2 separate regions of the Homo sapiens genome follow, and region 2 is linked to region 1. The links are chromatin contacts, found by Hi-C in ENCODE. All regions are on one chromosome and are shown on one strand. Each heading gives the region's core, a stretch centred on a gene start or an enhancer-like site at or near the end of the contact. The rest is flanking DNA. Distances are from core to core; before and after follow the strand shown.

Region 1 (2,565 bases), core at 24-2,523:
TGCTCTCATATTGGAGCGATTGCTAATTTTGCAAAATCCCCAGTGTGAAAGCCCTCCCTTGCTGTAGCATTGACTAACTTCAGCGCGGCCCAGCCCCAGGAATATCAGTAACAAGGCACAGCTGAGTTTGTCAGTGGCCGCTGTCAGCCGGCTGCTTTTCCTGCTTTCCTGGTTTGCGGTTTTTTTCTACCACTAACAAAATATGATGCTTCTTTCTGTTTTCCTGTATTCATTTCTGCTTATTTCTCCAAGGACGAGCCCTGTGTTCTCTTTACGACCCAATGTTTACAAATCGACGGGCACCACATTGAGTAAAAACTGCCAGCCAATTTGGAGAGGCGATCGCAGGGCTTCGCCTATCCCTTCCTCCGGGACAGTTTGGATGGGAGTAGCTGGCGCGAGGGCTCGTTCCCCCGTTTTTGGGTAATTCCTTTGGCACTGGGAGACGAGATGGCCTCCGGAGGGTGGAAGGCAGTGCCAGCCCGGCCGGCCACTGGGGACTGCGGGGCCCGGAGACGCGCGGGGTCCCCGGGGAGCTCCTCGCCGCCCTCGCCCCACTTCGTCCGGGTCCCTCAAACATGTCGCAGCGTGGCTGCTCACTGTCCCCTCTGGGCAAGAGGAGGCCCCAGACATTTCCACGGGATCTGAACTCCCGAGCGCCCTGCACGGAGCAGCCATCCCGCCAGCACCCCAAAGTGAAGCTGCTCACAACGGACAAGCCCGGAGACCCCATGAGAGGCCGGGGTGGAGAAGCCGGGGGTGAAGGGGGGCAGGGGCCGGCGCGCCACGCGGTCCTTACCTTTCCGCTTGGACCTCCGCCTCCTCCTCCTCTTGGACTTGCATTTGAGTTGACTGCTCAGCCCTCCAGACCCTCTGCCGCTCCCCAGGACCGAGGCCATGGCCGAGACCCAGGCGCGGAGCCCAGAGCCGCCTCCCTCCTGCACCTGCACCTGCCTCCTTCCCGGCAGCCGCCGCCGCCGCTGCTGCGAAGCTTGAGGTTGCAAACCCGGGAGCGGCTCACTTTTCAGGACTGAGCAGGAAAGCGCGCTCCGTCTCTCTGTCTCTCGAATTGTTCTCTATGACTTGCTCCCACTGGGCTGGGGGCCTCGGCTGGGCGCCTGGAGCGAGCTGCTCCCTGGTCAGGGAGGGCGGGGAAGGGCGCGCGGCGTCCTGAGTGCTCCGAGCTTCCCGCGGGCTCTGCCTCCTGCTCTGGGCTCCCAGCGCAGGGAGGCTACTTTTGCGCCTCTGCTAGTTGTTTGGCACCAGCCACTTTGAAGCCAATCACGCAGGGAGCTTGTCTATTTGCTGCAGCAGCGTCTAATTAGATCCAATCACAACTGCTTTCTGGCTCTGACATCAGCAGCAGCACCAGCCGCACCGCCGCCTGGCCGCTTGCAAACTCAGCTCCCGTTTGGACGGTGAAGCTCCCAGGACCGGCGGCTGGAGGGAGGCTGCTCCCGGGGAACAAGGACGCGGCGCGGGTGCGTCTGGGAGAGACCGGGGGAGCCTCCAGGAGGGACCCTGCCCGGGAGGACGAGGCCTCCTGCCGCAGCCTCGCGGACAGCTCAGCTCGCCCTGCTCAGAAAGACACAGGGACGGGTTTTTCCAACCAACAGTTTTTAACTAGTCAATTCATTACCATGCTCCTTGTGTCAAGGGGGGGAAATACCTCTTTCAGAAATGCAGAGACCGCACTTCCTCAGAAACGGACTGAGGTTTGCAATTCCCCAGGAGACAGCGTCCTGAGGGGCATTTATTCCTCAGAGCCTGCATGCTTGTCTGTTTGCCTCTTCTTTCCCCTCTTCATATTCCTTGGCCGTTTCCAATGCAAAAGATAAATCTTGCATAAAGACAGAGGTTTTGGGATCTGAGTCTGATTTTTGCCGTCAGGAATTTCATGTGTTGCTTTATTTAGGGAACAATGACACAAAAGGAAGAGAAAGCTCTCAGCGGAGAGTTTTGTTGCCAAATGTAATATTTGGATGGAAGAAAGTAACATTTACAAAGAGGTGGATTGCACACTGAAATAGTTTTAAGCAATTTTTTTTTCCAGGAATGTCCTATGTTTCAAGATTATACTTATGGAACCCTGGAAGTCTTATGTAAAATATAAAGAGGAATAGAATCTGGTAATCATCATTGCATCTTGTATTTAAATCACATAAGCTTTTAATTACAATAGTCATGTTTTTAAAAAAATCCACTCTAAAATTCATTAGCACACATTAACATGTTGATATAAAAATGGCACACAAATATTTCTGCTATTCATTGCCTCACATGCAACCTTTTCAGCTGCTTATGTGCCTAGAAATTTCCAGATAATTTTTATCATAAGAAAAAAGAATCACTCTGGGGGACATTGGAAATAATTAGGATGATCCTGTGTTGTTATGTGCTGAGCTGATAGATCGTAGCTCAGTTTTCATTGATGAGAGAGAGTAAGACATTTGATTTCAAATCTTAACTCTACTGCTATGACCTCGGGTAAGTTAAACCGTGCCTCAGTTTCCTCATCTGTAAACTGGGGATAACAACGTCACCCACCTCATAAGTTCATTCATA
Region 2 (2,565 bases), core at 1-2,500, 1.3 Mb after region 1:
TGAGCACTGAAGGAACCCGGGTCCCATAAGCCCGTGCTTCTATGGGGGCTGCCCCCTCTCCCATCGCAGGGTAACTGGCACCAGGCTGTTAAGCTGTGGATGGGCAACCGCACAGTGCATTGGATGTGAGTATTTCAGTACGTGGAGCTGGCCAGTGGAGCCGGCCGAGGTCAGGCAGAGCGTACAGCAGCGCGCGTGTCCGTGGGGAGGGAGGGTCCTCCCGCCTCCCCGCCTCCCCGCCAGGCCAGTCCTGTTGCGCCTCCTCCTGCCCCACTCTGACTTTCCAGCGCCCAGGCCGGGGCGCCGCCAGGGCGTCTCTGAGGGTCGCGCCCCGATACCTTCCTCCACCCCACGGCTTCTTCCCCCCAAGGGCGGGGCTGGGGGCCCAGGAGCACCACAGCCCCCATGGGCCCGGGAAATGGCAGCTTCGTCATGGCCCAGCCCGCCACGCTCACCTTTTCCCACCACCTGGAGGATCCACTCTCCGTCCGTCCTTCCCGACCTCAGGCTGCAGAGGAAACCTGGGGGCGGGGGTCGAGGAAGCCGAGCCCCGAGGCTCCCAGCGCCGCCCCAGGAGGAATCTTGCGGGCCACTAGAAGCTGTGCGCGCGGCCGGGCTCGGCCCCCACAACGGCCCGAGCGGCCGGGCCTGCCGCGAGCCTCCGCGTCCAGGTGGGGTCTCCGCGCCCCCATTCCACCCCTCCCCGCCATCGGCGCTCCCCGCAACTGCGGGGTTTCCACCCGCCCCGGCGCTCGCGCCCACTCACGGTCTCCCTCGCCCCCCCGGGAGATGCTCCCGGCGTTCTATCCCGCCCCGCCCTGGCGCGCCCCGCAAACGATGTGACCCCGGCCCCCTGCGGTCTCCCCTCCTCCGGACGCTGCCCCTGCCCCACCTGTGGCGCTCCCGTCATCTCTAGAGCCCCCAACCAGAGTCCTCCAGCCCACCCGCGAGGCTCGCGCACCTGCGATGCGGCCCCACTAGCAGGGACCCGCCCACCTGTGGCGCTACCCCTGCCTCTGCCGCCTCCCGCACCGCTAGCGCGGCCCCCACCTACGACGACCCCCGCGTAGATGCTCCTGCCCACACCCGCCCCAGCCCCGGCCCCTGCCCCTAGCCGCGCCCGCGCCCCCTCCCCCGCAGCCCCTCCCATACGCTCGGGCCCCGCCCGTCACCGCCCATTGGCGCTGGGGCCGGGCGGGGGCGCGGGCGGGGCGGCGGTTCCGAGTCAGGCGCGCGCGGGCAGGGTCCCCATTGCCTGCTGCGCACCCGGACGTGCGGCTCCCCTCGGCCTCCTCGCCATGGACGCGGACGACTCCCGGGCCCCCAAGGGCTCCTTGCGGAAGTTCCTGGAGCACCTCTCCGGGGCCGGCAAGGCCATCGGCGTGCTGACCAGCGGCGGGGATGCTCAAGGTGCGCGCCCCCCTCCCGGCGGCGAGGGAGGGACGGACGGACGGAGCTGGGGAGAACCGGGCGAAGGCGATGGGGTGACCGGAGAGAAGAGGGGGGAAGCGATGGGGGGGACCCGGGGAAAGGTGGCGAAGCGATGGGGAGAACCGGGGAGAAGAGCGGGGAAGCGATGGGGAGAACCGGGAAGAAGCCCGCGCCCGGAAGCGGCAGGGGTACCTGCGGGGCGGCATGAGCCGGCGAGGCAGCCCCGGGGTCCTTGCCCGGTGGGGCGGGGGAGGAAGGGACATGGCGGTAGGAACCTCCATCCGGAAGATCAGTGAGTTTTCCACCTTCGGTTTTGTTTTAAATGGAACCTGGCAGAGGGAGTCGCCTGAAGCGCCCTCGGGGGTCGTTCTGCCTCTGAGCTGTAGGACGGGGCCGGGCGTCCCCTCCGAAGCGTGGGTACAGCGCGATCACTTCCTAAGTGCCCCCCCGCCCCCCAACTCCGCCGCACGCCACCCCCTAGAATGTCGAGGAAGAAACGGCTGGGTCCCCGCGCGCCTCCTGTCGCCTCGTGCCCTGCGCGGCGTGGGCGGGGTCCTGGCTGCTGCAATGCGGGACGCGGCGGGGGTGCGCGGGGTTCCCGCCTGGCGTCTCCAGGGCGGTCCGGCAGCCCCTCGCGTTTCCGCTGGGAGATTTTTAAAAAGGGTTTCCTGCGCTCGCATGTGCTGTCGCCTTCCGGCTCGTGACAAAAACGAAAACCAAAATGGGTCCCAGGCCCTCCCCGCCAGCCTCCGCAGACGGGAAGGATCAGGAAGCGGGGACTCCGGGATGTCAGCGGCGCCGCGGCGCGGGCTCCGGGCTTCCCTGCCCTGCAATGTGGAAGCTGCTCTCTAGGAGGGGCCCGAGGCTGGGCCCACGGACGCGGGCGCGCCGGGAGGATATTTAACATTGAAGAGCGGAAGGTGGCGGAGACTCGGCGCGCCCCAGGCCCCGGGTGCACGTGGGGGCGCCGGTGCCCGGATGATGGAGTGTCCCGATCCGTGCAATCCCTGGCGGGTAGATCGGCGCTTCCCAGGCGAACGCAACCTGGGAGCCTTAGCGATCGCGCAGGCTGGAGACGCGGCGCGCCCCGAGCTGGGTTTTGATTTTTGTTTTCCCGGTTCCTCCTGCCGCAGA

What was found. A loop is a pair of places that touch in the nucleus more often than their neighbours do. Pooled maps may share reads with other maps.
Region 2: a loop to region 1 is called in a map with no recorded cell type, with 5 times the contacts of the local background. The contact joins the promoter of PFKP here to the promoter of ADARB2 in region 1. A Hi-C loop is called at or near these places in 4 of 37 single-sample maps with no recorded cell type and 2 of 50 pooled maps.

What each region holds. Positions count from the first base shown.
Region 1 is chr10:1,736,252-1,738,816 of GRCh38, forward strand. ADARB2 (adenosine deaminase RNA specific B2 (inactive)) reads right to left here and starts at 1,274. Exons shown (of 10, transcript NM_018702.4): 1 at 800-1,274. The coding sequence starts at 899. RefSeq lists an enhancer at 606-1,202 and a silencer at 1,164-1,223.
Region 2 is chr10:3,066,298-3,068,862 of GRCh38, forward strand. PFKP (phosphofructokinase, platelet) reads left to right here and starts at 1,251. Exons shown (of 22, transcript NM_002627.5): 1 at 1,251-1,410. The coding sequence starts at 1,299. It overlaps LOC124902536 (wiskott-Aldrich syndrome protein family member 1-like), which reads left to right and starts at 273. Exons shown (of 1, transcript XM_047426132.1): 1 at 273-1,051. The coding sequence starts at 406. The coding sequence ends at 843. PFKP-DT (PFKP divergent transcript) reads right to left here and starts at 636. Exons shown (of 4, transcript NR_160681.1): 1 at 456-636. RefSeq lists silencers at 980-1,079, 1,090-1,489, 1,910-2,089, 2,503-2,565 and an enhancer at 2,290-2,359.